2 separate regions of the Mus musculus genome follow, and region 2 is linked to region 1. A link is a loop called in an ENCODE intact Hi-C map of the cell type or tissue named here. Cell type or tissue: left cerebral cortex. All regions are shown on one strand. Links, peaks and the distances in the headings refer to the core of each region. The heading gives the core; the rest is flanking DNA.

The links. Hi-C counts contacts between places; a loop is a spot of excess contacts. Peaks named below come from ENCODE experiments on the same cell type or tissue, not always from the same donor. Only the 100,000 strongest peaks of a DNase experiment are listed, where the experiment ranks them.
Region 2: it touches region 1 in a loop (6-fold over the local background); 1 of 42 quality-filtered maps calls a loop at or near these places.

Annotation. Positions count from the first base shown.
Region 1 is chr2:27,094,062-27,099,987 of GRCm38, forward strand. It overlaps Adamtsl2 (ADAMTS-like 2), which reads left to right. Exons shown (of 19, transcript NM_029981.2): 11 at 1,342-1,711; 12 at 4,545-4,642. Among named protein-coding and RNA genes, the nearest start is that of Gm36882, 5.8 kb to the right of the region's middle. In left cerebral cortex, for the core only: no CTCF peak of the experiment used is centred there; DNase peaks (open chromatin) are centred at 2,500, 2,805, 3,366, 3,997 and 1 more place; H3K27ac peaks cover 3,622 bases.
Region 2 is chr2:27,222,413-27,228,338 of GRCm38, forward strand. It overlaps Sardh (sarcosine dehydrogenase), which reads right to left. Exons shown (of 21, transcript NM_138665.2): 11 at 5,832-5,926; 12 at 4,665-4,748; 13 at 2,557-2,670. Among named protein-coding and RNA genes, the nearest start is that of Sardh, 22 kb to the right of the region's middle. In left cerebral cortex, for the core only: no CTCF peak of the experiment used is centred there; DNase peaks (open chromatin) are centred at 902, 2,613 and 4,356; H3K27ac peaks cover 655 bases.

The DNA of each region.
Region 1 (5,926 bases), core at 300-5,299:
AGTTCTGCAGATTGGCTATAGGGTGCTCTTGAACACCCAAATTCTCAGCTTCTTAGCTACTCAAATCCCTGTATACTGTGCTGTGTTTGCAGAGAACCTGCATTGATCATCAGAGCTGACCCCAGTACTAGATGCAGTGTGTGTGTACTGTGGGTAGCAATTGACTTTAAGTCAATGCAAGGTGACACAGGATGGAACTGGTATATCAGTGGGTTAGATACTTCTCTCGTTGATTTGACAAAATGCCGACTAAGCAACCCCAGGAAGGAGGGGAGGTTTTATTTTGGCTCCCAATCCCAGGAGATACTTTCCATCATGGCGGCAGGAGCTTAAGGCAGTGGGTCACGTTGCACCTGCAGTCAGGAAGCAGAGGGAGAGAAAGGAAGCTGGTGTTCACTGTCTCAATTGACCTAATCTAGATAACTCCTCATAGACAAGTGTAGAAAGCTTGTCGCCTTGGTGACTCTAGAGCCTGTTAAGTTGACAATCAATATTAACTGTCAAAATCTGCTTAATATAGATATAAGTCTTCCTCCTCCTCCTCCTCCTCCTCCTCCTCCTTCTTCTCTTTCTTCTCCTCCTCTTCCCCTTCCTTCTCCTCCTTCTGTGAGACTAGAACTTGCTGTGTAAACCAGACTGGTCTCAAATTCATAAGACATCCATCTGTCTCTGCCTTTGCCTTCCCAGTGCTAGGATTAAAGCTGTACGCCACCAGACCCAGACAGCATGAAATTCTTTTTCAAAATATTTGGACCCTTCACCCTCTGATTCTTAGGATGCAGACCCCACATTTGCTGAGGGTGAACCATATATGGCTGTCTGAGTCTGATGGAAGAGATGGGCTTAGAGAGAGGAAGTGATCTGCCAGCTCTTCTACCCTGTGGCTCACTTGGGTAGCACTGGGCCTAATGGATGTTGCTGGGGGTCCTGGGTGTGTTGCCTCACACATACTTCTTTCCTGTGCTGGACTTTTTGAGGTTTACGTGTCTGTGTTCTCTCTTCCTAGCCACGCACCAGTCATTTAAGATTCAACCTAAATCCAGGTTATATTATTTCATGAGCCTATAAAGATCCTCTTTCCAAACCAGATCTGATGCAGAACTTCCAGCCGAGCCTGGGCTTTGGGGACACTGCCAAACCGTCTGCAGTGATCATTGGGTTTCCTATCATTCGATGATATTGGTGTCTTATGGAGAAGAATCTGGGGACTCCTGCTTTTTCCCTGCCCCATGAATTCATCCTGTTCATGTAACTCACCTGTCACACACAGGAATGTGTGGGAGTAGGAGGGACAATCAACACAAGAGCAGCATGGCTGTTGAAACACCTGTCTCTCTGCAGACCACAATGCCACTGGGAGAGCTTTCTCCGCGGACAAGGATGACCGGGAGATCAGTGCCCATTTCACCTCCCACGAGCTTCTCTCAGCCAACACCATCTCCGACCAGCTCTTGGGCACAGGCTCTGAATCAGAAGAGTTCTCACTCAATGAGACCATGAATAGCATCTTTGCCCAGGGTGCTCCCAGAAGCTCCCCAGCTGAGAGCCTCTATGTGGATTATGAGGAGAATGAGGGGCCTGCTGCCTACTTGATCAATGGGTCTTACCTGGAGCTGAGCAGTGACAGGATCAACACCTCCTCTGAGGCCCCATTCCCCAACACCAGTGCCAGCCCCCCCAACTTGGCTGGGAACAGGACTCACAAGGCAAGGTAAGAGGCACTTCTCCTTGCCCTATCTTACTGCCCTATGGAGTAGGAGTCATTGTAGAGGGATCTAGCTAGAAGGGCCAGGAGCCTGGAGATAAGTGGGAAAGCACGGGTAAGTGAATCTGACATGAGGTTGTGAGTCTGGATTGTTACGTATCTTTCTAAAAGGTTGACAGTCCAAATGTCCCCAGATCTAAATGTCCTAAATGGGAACCATGTTGCTAACAGACTTCTGATGCTGGGATGGACTCAACGTTTTTTATGCATAGAGCAGGGAGTGCTCACAACTACCATGAGTGTTAGGCTCTTGGGAAGGAGCTGAGAAGGGACTAGCAGCCACATAGTCCAGAATCCCTAAGCCACATTCCAAAGCGTCCATCTGTTCTTTCCCTTGCCCCCTTAGCCCTGTGGGACAGACTGGATTCCTAGAGTCAAGTCATTAAAACAGGTTGTCAGCACTCAGAAAAGTGCAGCTCAGTGAGATGCCCAACCGACTGCCATCAAAGGATGCTGCTGGTGGGGACCAAAGATGGTCTGGGGAGATAATGGGCTGAGGGAGGCCATGGGGGAAACTACCAAGCCGAAATAGCCACATCTCCGAGTGTTGTCCAAACATAGGAAGTCAAGTCTGCTCCGGGAGCCGGTGAAATCAAAGGGACAGCCTAGAAAGGAAGGGCTATTTTCATCTTCTAGAGAGGCTTCAAACAATCCCGGGAGGGGCTGTCACCAGACACTTTGGGATCAGGCGTCTGGGATGCAAAGGCACACTCTGAAGCCTGGAGGGTGGTAGGAAGAGAATTTCTGGTTCATTTATAAACAAACAGTCATTTCAGAGCTCTGCTCTCTGGGGATTTCAGGAGCCTGTGTCCCGCCAGGCACTGGGCAAGAACCCAGAAAAGTGGCCACCGGTGTCTCAGAAACCATCACCGCTGAGGAAAGGGCTCTTCCATATTGGGGTGGTGATGGTTTCCAGGGTGTGGCACTTTTGGTGCACCTTCCAGCAAGAAAACCTGATAGGTACGCACTGTGATCTAAGCAGCACCCAGCACCCCACACGTGCCGGAGAGTGGGTGTAGACAGCCCCTCCAGAAATACCTTTAGAGCTTAAAATCCAAAGGGTTATTTTGAACCTGGCGGCTAGCTCTTGAGTCAGGGATGAGTCATGCAGGCTGTGGCTGAGAAGTGTGTAATTATATAAAGATGGAGGCTTCCACACCAAGCACATCTTCTCTCTTTTTGTTTTTTTGGGAGGAATTTAAGGCTGCTCAAGGCAGTGTCAGGGGCCCAGGCAGCTCCAGTGTTATCTGGGTCGAGCCTTAAAGGATAAACTCTTCTCCCCAGTTTTCTCCCCCTGAGGGGTTTGGCCCACCCTCAGTTGGTGCTGTGAGTGGGTCCCACTGGGAGCTCAGGGCTAGGATCTTTTGCTTTGAGACGCCCTTCCCCTCCCCTCAGTGTTGAAGCTTTGTTTATAAGCAGAGAAGAAGGCAGAGCTTTCCCTGCACAGAGCCTGGCTTAAGGACCAGTTTGAGGCCCAGGAGAGGTGGCCCAGGCCCTAGCCTCCCTCCTTTCCTGCCCCCACCCTCCCCTTGAGAATTCATGGAGTCACATCAGTAAACTCATGACTGAGGCTCCTGTGGGTAGATCATTTCCTGGGTTCTCAGAGCGTGACGTGCTATCAGGACAGCAGGGTAGTGTTCGTCTCCAGAGCACTCTCTCGGGAGACAAGAGCCAATCTGAGCCAAATGCAGGCGCAATTCTTACCCACTTGACTAACAGTCCTTACAGATGTCTCTACCATAGATTCACACTGAATGGCTTTTAGAATGTAATGGCCTATAACATCCACAGTTCTCGAGTGACTGTGGTCCCCAGGAAAGAGTCTGGTCCATTTAAGTCCTGTGAAAGGTGGTACTGCACCGCCCTTAGGTAGCCCCTTTTAGTTCCAAAGAAAGAAGAGCTGGGCTATGCAGCCCAAGGGAGCTGTGGTGATGGTGATGGTGATGGTGATAGTGATGGGCTGCCTCCTCAACTGCTCTTCTTGGCTCCCAGGGGTTATGAGACTCAGAGACTGTGTTCTTATTTGAGTGGCCAGGTCTTGAAGCAGATAACCTGGGTGGAGATAACAGTGCAGCAGCGGCTTCCTCCCCCTGCAGAGTCCCGCATAGCCTGCACAGAGGGTGTTGAGGCTGGTTCAAAGAAGCTAACAGTCCTAACAATACTTGGCTTCTGGCCAAGAACCAGAGCTGTTAGCTGGCCAGCCCCCAGCGTGCCTCTTCCCGTCAGCTGGCCTGTGCAGCCATCGTGGACCTGAGCTGCAATGCAGTGTGGGGACGAGGCCACTCTCCCTCCTGCAGCTGGGCTTTGTGAGTTTGAAATTTGGAAGCTGAGTGGCTGGTGTCCCCATTCATCAGAAACCCAACTGAGGGAGGCAGCTGGGGAAAATTCTGGAAGCGCTCAGGCCCTAAGGGCTTTCTGAGATTCCTTCTGGGGTGGGAAGAAGGAATCTGCTAGCGTGTGCGAGAAGACGGAGTGAGAAGCTGGTGGATGTTGAAAGAGCAGTTAGAACACTGGTGAGTTCCCCATTGCTCAGCGTTCCTCTGAAAGAACAGGGTGCCTCAATGCAGAGTCTCTAGTACCTGAAATGAGAAGTACCCACGTCTGCTCATGGCCAACATGTATGTCTCCTTTTCTGTTCCAAAGGGTGGAGCCCTGGTTTACATGGAGGGTACTTGCTGGAGCCCAGGAAAATGTGTCTTTAAGGGGAGTGTGTCTTAGAGGCAGACTAAGCCTATAAGCACCCAGCTTTCTCACCACGCTCTGTTTGACCGTGTTTCAGGACCAGACCCAAGGCACGCAAGCAAGGTGTGAGCCCAGCTGACATGTACCGGTGGAAGCTCTCATCCCATGAGCCCTGCAGTGCCACATGCACCACAGGTACTGAGGCTGGGACCACGGGGACACCTCCTCTGAGCCTGCCTTTATGGTGATCGGGCTTAGCTGGAGACTCCCGCATTCATGTGAAGTCCCAAGCCACCCCCAAAGAGCTTGCCTAGCTTGATCTGGGAGGTAGGGTGGGATGGCAGGAGTCGGGGAGAGATCACAAAAGCATCCTTGATCTCATGACCTGTTAGGTGACAATCAGGTCCAGGCCTCACTGGTTAGCCCTAATTATTCTCTGACACCTCAGGAGAGGGGCTTTTCAGAGTAGAGATGGGCATCTTCACTCTGCGGTTTTGCTCATACTGCATACTGGCCCTGACTGAAAACACACAACGCTGCCCTGTTCCTAACAAATTGGAAGCAAACAAACACCATACCCCATATCATACCCCAGTCTCTCGGGAAATTGCTACTGACCTCTGCCCACGACTACATTGTACCATGGCAAAGGTTCTTGTGGGATAAATGGAAAGGCACCATCTGCCTGGTCCAAATTCGTCCAGTGAATGCCATTTCTGCAGCCCTGCTGTGGGATTCTGAGGTAAGGCTGAAGCTGGTCCTAGCCCAGGAGCAGCCAGTCCACTGGCTCCAGCAGACAGATGAACCCTGAGACCCGTCTTTCACAGGGATGGCTTGTCAGGACCAAACATTTTAGCAGCTGTGTGGCCTCTGCTCTTGAAACCTGTTGAAACTGTGTATGGGCATGCTAGCCCATGGTCCTTCTAGCCATCCTGGCTGTGGGACCTACCATGTGCTGTGACTATGAGAACTTTCTGGAGGCTGGAGAGGTGACAACACTTGAGATGTCTCCAGGTTGAGGTAGCCCTGGTGGCAAGGTGCTTGATGAATGAGCCCCGGTAAGTGATGTCTTCAGGGAGAACATGACACCATTGTCTTTCAACACTTAGATGTACCCAGGTCAAGGAGCAGGGATGTTCTGTGCGTCCCACAGCCCAGAGCAGAAACAGGAAGAAAGGAAATAGGACAGGTGTGATACTGGGAAGGGATGAGCTTTGTCTCAGACAAAAGTGTCAGAAGGAGAGAGGCTCTGTGACCTTAAGAGGCACTGACCCATCTGAGTGACATGGAGTCCACACTGTGGACAATTCACTGCCTCAACACCTTCTGCCCTAACATCACTAGCTGTCTGGAAGACCTCGCTGTTCCCAGAGCTTAAATTTGCTATGTAAAACTGTAGCCATGCTGAAGAGGAGAGGCCAGGGTGTGGGATTTTCCAGATGTGAATGCACACAATGTCTGCAGATGTTCTGTAGAGAA
Region 2 (5,926 bases), core at 640-5,639, 130 kb after region 1:
GGCATGGTGCATGTACATGTATGGGCTGTGCCAATATGCAGTTGCGGGGGCCAGAGGACATTGGGTGTCTTAAGCTATCAATTTCCATCTTTTCCTCTCGAGACAGGGTCCCTTAGTGATCCTGTGTTGGGGATAGAGTGGGGGTGACTCCTGGTGACTGTGGGGCTTCCTTGTGGAGAAATGACATTGCCCCCAAGAACTTGCTGGGTACAGTGAATGGAAAGCTTTCATATAGATGAACTGGGTGCTGTGGAAATTATGTCTCAATAAAGCTGTTAACAACGAAAAGGAGTACACACCTCTCGCTGCCTCCTCTGAGGCACCGCTCAGCTGTGCCAACCTTACTTTCATTACTGAGGGCACAGATAGCGGTGGTGGGAGCCACTGCTATGGGCTGGACAGCCACTGTGTCTGGAAGCTGGACCTGTCTTCTTCTGTTCATCAGTAGTGAGATGGCTGCTACCAACTCTTGGTATCCCCAGGGCTCCGGAGTTCATAGCAGTACAGGAAAAAGCCTCAGAAATTCTCCTAGCATGGCCACAAAGAGCTCCTCATCACAAGGGTGACAGTGGAGGTCTCCAGTGCCACACCCATGGCTGAGCTGGGCATAGAAGCCAGCCTTTTAGACCTTGCAACTGGCTTCTGGGCAAACGCCAGACCTTGGCACAACATGCTGCCTCCTGAGGCCCCAGCTCTTCTGCCTCTCTCCAGACATCATTAAGGATCGCTCCCTGTCCACCAGGCTTTGAGGTGTCTTTTCTGGCACTGTGAGAGCTGCTGACCCAAACCCAAACAGTTCCCCAGGCTGACACTCGCTGTCTGCCTGGCTGGGGAAGCTGCCAATGTGGAGAACAAGTGTGTGTTTCATGCGCAGGGACTGTCTCTGGTGCAGTTGCGGAGGCTGGATGGAGCTGCTAAGCCAAATTGGCATCTTCCCCAAGCTTCCACACCCTCCAGGGCCAGGAGTCCCACAGGCTGTAGAAGCTGCAGGTGCCGAGGTGCCAGACGTAGCCATGTACACCCTTGAGGGGGTTGTGAGGACCGAGCACCGAGCTGGCCCTGCAACTGCTTTGCTCTGTGGAGCTCCTGACTTTTGCAACCACCTCAGAGAGCTCTGATCTGCTTTAATATCTGCTTGTCACAGAACCTTAGGGGAGAGTGATGGGAACAAATGGGCCTTTGCCTTCAGCATTGGCCACAACATGCTATTTGAGTCTGGAGAGACAGAGATACCAGTGACTTTGACTGTGAGGGGCCTGATGGCAGTCCCTGCCTGATATCTTCCTGATGCTTTGCCCACAGTCTAGGGCCAGGTTGAGAGCTTGGTTCTGCACCTACCTAAGATGCACAGTGAGACATCACATGCATGGGATCACAGGTGCCTCCGGCATAGTGACATACATGCCCAGAGACAACTTTAATTCTCAAAGGAGCTGGGAGACGTGGTATGGACATTACCATTGCTCAGTCTGTGTGAGCTGCCTGTGGGACACACGCTGCTGCAGGGATGCCTGGCCCCTAAGACTCAGCACCTCAAAACTCATAGGCAGAGAACCAAGCATATTGGGGGAGGACCACAAACTGCCTGGCCAGCTTCACCTGCCCACTTTTTGAGCCAATGAACAGATTCTAATGTTGCCATCATCCCAGCCCTGGTTTCTTCTGCTTTGTCCTTCCAGTGGCCTTGCGCACAGGGCCGGCAAGCCCACCTTGTTCTAGACCTACTCCAGAGTTATCTGGGAAGAAAAACCTTGGTTGATAAAATATCTCCATTCAGGTTGCCTATAAACAAACTTGTAGGACATTTTCTTGATTAACGATGGATATAGCAAAGCCTAGCTCAGAGAGGGCTGTGCTGTGCCACCCATGGTAGGTGGCCCTAAATTGTATAAGAAAGCAGACTAAGTAAGGTGTAAGGAGTGAACCAGTAAGGTTTGTCCCTCCATGGCCTCTGCTAATGTTCCTGCCTCCAGCTTCCTGCCTTGAGTTACTGACCTTCATGATGGACTACAGGCTGAAAGCTGGAATAGCCCCTTCCCTCAGGTTGCTTTGGGTCATTGTGTTTTATCAATAGAAACCTTAAAAGAGAGGCCAGCCTGGTCTACAAAGTGAGTTCCAGGACAGCCAGGGCTATACAGAGAAACCCTGTCTCAAAAAAAAAAAAAAAAAGAAAGAAAGAAAGAAAGAAAGAAAGAAAGAAAGAAAGAAAGAAAGAAACCTTAAAAGACAGCTACCCGAGCCAGCGGCCTCAATCCTACCTTTTGCTGCCCTCCAGCAGCAATACTGAAGGACCCTGACTGCTGGCAAAATTATAGTGCAGAGTAGAGAGGGAAAGAAAAACATTACATTGTTCCCACAAAACTGCTAGCTAGAGAGGTTGTGAACTTGTAGCAAGCAGAAGCCCCTCAGAAAGCAACCCCCCCACATGTGCGTGCAGAAATGACCACACACACACACACACACACACACACACACACACTGCATGCGCACACAGCTCAGCAGAGGCCCGTACAGGAGGGACAGAAGGCAGCTGTGGGCCCAGCTCAGGCTGCTTACCATGTGGTGGTGGGGTGGGAAGTCGAAGGTGTACTCATCGCCTAGCAACCTGCTGTAGGTGTAGTCCTTGTGTGCCTGGTTTCCGTAGGCCCCGTAGTAGTCGTAGTCAAGGACCTGTTACAGAAAATGAGGCCATCTTTCACTCTGCCTTCCTCTTCCCTCCCTGTTGTAGCTTGAAGGTAAAATGTCTCCCACAGGCTCACAAGTGAGCACTTGGTCCTCATCTGGTGATGCTGTTTGGGGGAAGATGGAAGGTTGAGACTTTATAGCCCAGTCCCACTTCCTTTCTGCTCCCCACGTCCTATCTGAAGACACAATATGACCAGCCGCCTCCGTTCCTACCACCATGTCTTCCCTACTATGACGCTTTGCCCTGCTGATATAGAGGCCCCCTTCCTTAACTGTATCCTGTGGCCATTTGGGCACAACAGTAAGAACAACATCTCACACACTCCCTCCCTTCTCTCTCCTCCCTCCACAAGCAGATACTAGGAAGAACATGACACAGGCCTGGTCCTGTCCTCCATAAAGCTCCCTCGGGGAACAGTTAGTGGATTTTAATGGATCAGGTAACACAAAGGTGCCTGTTCAGATAACAGCTTAATCCCTGCCTTACTGGTTCTGACTGGAGGATAGAGAAAAGCCTAGATACCAAGTGAGCTGGAGAGGAACTTGGGCAACTGTGAGTACTTCCGCCTGATGCTGGGACATCAGGGGAAGGGTGAAAGTGTGGGTAGGAGCCACCACAGAGATGGTGTCATGAAATCCCCACTCAAAGGGCCCACATAAACTCCCAAGGAGGGCCACCCATTCTTCAGATGGGGGAATCTGAATTCCAGGTGGTTAAATTCGCCCCAAGGTTTAGACCAAGCTAAGAAGCCAGGGCATGAAGCTAGGCAGGTATGACTGGTATCTGTGACTGTTCCTAAGAAACTCTGAGAAGGCACAAGTGTCTGGCTCCTCTCTACTGTCCCACCATCCCCTGAGATCTGTCACATGGGTCAGATGCCTTCCCTGTCCCCCTCCTCTGTGACCTCAGGCTCTGAGTGGCTTCCTCCCCACTGCAGAGGTGAATAAAGAATCTATGAATCTCTTCTTCCACAGCTGCAACTCTAACTGTAGGCTTCACTCACCTTTCAGGGATAAGAGCTGAACTCCGGGAACCGGGGATCTACCTTAGTTAACCTGTTATGCCCAGTGCCCCTGTCAGCCATGACATCTTTGAGGCCCTCCCCAGTATCTCTCCTTCTCCAGCCAAACATACTTCCCCTGGTCTCTGAGGCCCTAGAAGGAATATCCATCTGCTTTAACTCTACAAGGTTTTCCAGACTGGCTCCTGGGTAGGATATAAAGTCTTCTCACTGGAGGATCACGAGGCTTCCCATCCCACTAAGTACCTCTCCTTGCCTAAGACCTCCAGGACTGAGGCTCTGAGCCCACCCTGCCGACTCTGCCTCCAGGACCAGTGAGAGAAAAGGCCCTGTTACTGAGGCCCTGAGTTTGCCCTGCAGTGAGTCGTGGACCTGGCTAACTGAGAAGCCGGATGAGGGTCACGCTGTAACGCGATGGGGCTGATCTGCAGGAAAGGGTTAATTTGCACACAAGTGGGCCTCAAAGCCTCTGTAGTCTGCTCTCAGGGGCTGTTCCTAGGAAGCTCTGGGGAGACCCCTACAGCATCCCAGAGGCCAGCGTGTGGGATGGTTCAGTGGATAAACTGAAACACTGAGGCACAGTTCCTCCCACTAACAGCAGCTAACAGTTGGTGTTGCCAAATATACATTCTCGAACAGTGTGTGAAAGGGCCTGCATTCCTCCTCAGGGGGATCCTCCAGTCTGTCCACACTGTGAGTCTGTGCTGGCATCCAGGGCGTGCCCATGTGGGTGTGGAAAGCCGGGCCACTGCAAGCAAGCCTTTAAAGGAGTCTTACCGCTGAGGTGCTCAGGACTCTCTCAGCTTCCTGGGTGCGGACAACTGACCTGTCGCCACAGCCTGAGGCACACTGGATCAGCCTGACTTGGGTGGCTGGGAGGATGCTGAGATGGAAAGGGGTATGAGAGGCCCAGGGCCTCCCAGTTACATAAACCGGTGGCCAAGAGTCTTTGCTCACCTGAGCTGTTTCCTGGGGGTTGAACCATCCCGGCCGTTCCCATCCCTGTCGCTCTTGAAACACACAGCCTTGTCCAAGCAGCTCCTGGTGAAGACAGAGAGAGCCCATCACACAAGGCCAGACACCACACAGGATACGGAGCCAGGGCACCTACCACTCATACCCAAGAGTGCTCAAGGAAGCAGGTAGCTGCTCCTCCCCAGAGCTCCCACAGCGCCCTTGCCTCACAAGAATCCATAATCTAGAGAATGAGCTGCCATGTGCTGAGCTGTGCCTGCCCCCCAGCAGCACATATACTGAAGCCCAAACCACTAGTCTCATAGTCCAGAGACTGAGCCTATAGGGAGAGCATTGGGGTTAAATAAGATCAAAGAGTGGGTCCCAATCCCAGAGTGCCAGTCCAGAGAAGGACCTGCTGGGATGTGCTGTGCTCTAAAGAGGACATAGCAAGACAGTGGTTGTCTGCAGCCAATAAGGCTTTAGTCAGGAACCATGTCAGGGACAACTTGATCTTGAGTCTTCCAGAAAACAGAGATGGTATCCCAAGAAGACTGTGGTGAGATGTCTGTCTCTCTCTATGCTCAGCCTGGCTGCTCTGATACATGCCTGTACATACTCACCATGCCCTCTACCACCCAGACCCCACCTCCTGCACTGCTGCAGCCCTGGGGCAGACACCCATGTCCATCCGTCCATCTGTCCGTGTGTGTGTGTGTGTGTGTGTGTGTGTGTGTGTGTGTGTGCACATCTGTGTGGAGGACAGAGAACAACCTTGGAAGTTCCCACATGCCATCCACCTTGTGTTATGAGAGAGGGTTTTTCATTGAACCTGAAGCTCACTGACTAGGCTAGGACCCTCCTGTCTCTGCCTCCCCAGTGCTGGGATCACTGAGGCACAAGGCCCATTTTTATATGTGGGCTCTTCATGCTTACATGCAAACACTGCACCACCTGAGCTATCTCCACCACCCGGAGGCTGCTTTCAGGACATCTGTCTCTCCACTTGGCCTAAAGCCCCTGTGGAAACTAGTCTCTTCCACCCAACCCTGCCACAGCACCCGACACAGACCTCAGGGAGCACAGCCCTACAGTAGAATATCCCACAAGTGTCTGTCACCCCAACCGCCAAGGCCCTCCAGGCTCCTCAGGTTGTCCGTGCCTGCATACCTCATGCAGGGGGTCTCTCCTCATGTTGCGTCCTGCCAGTGGCTCATCGTGTGGGAAGACAACCGAGTAGTTCTTGGCATAGGACTCATGGCTGC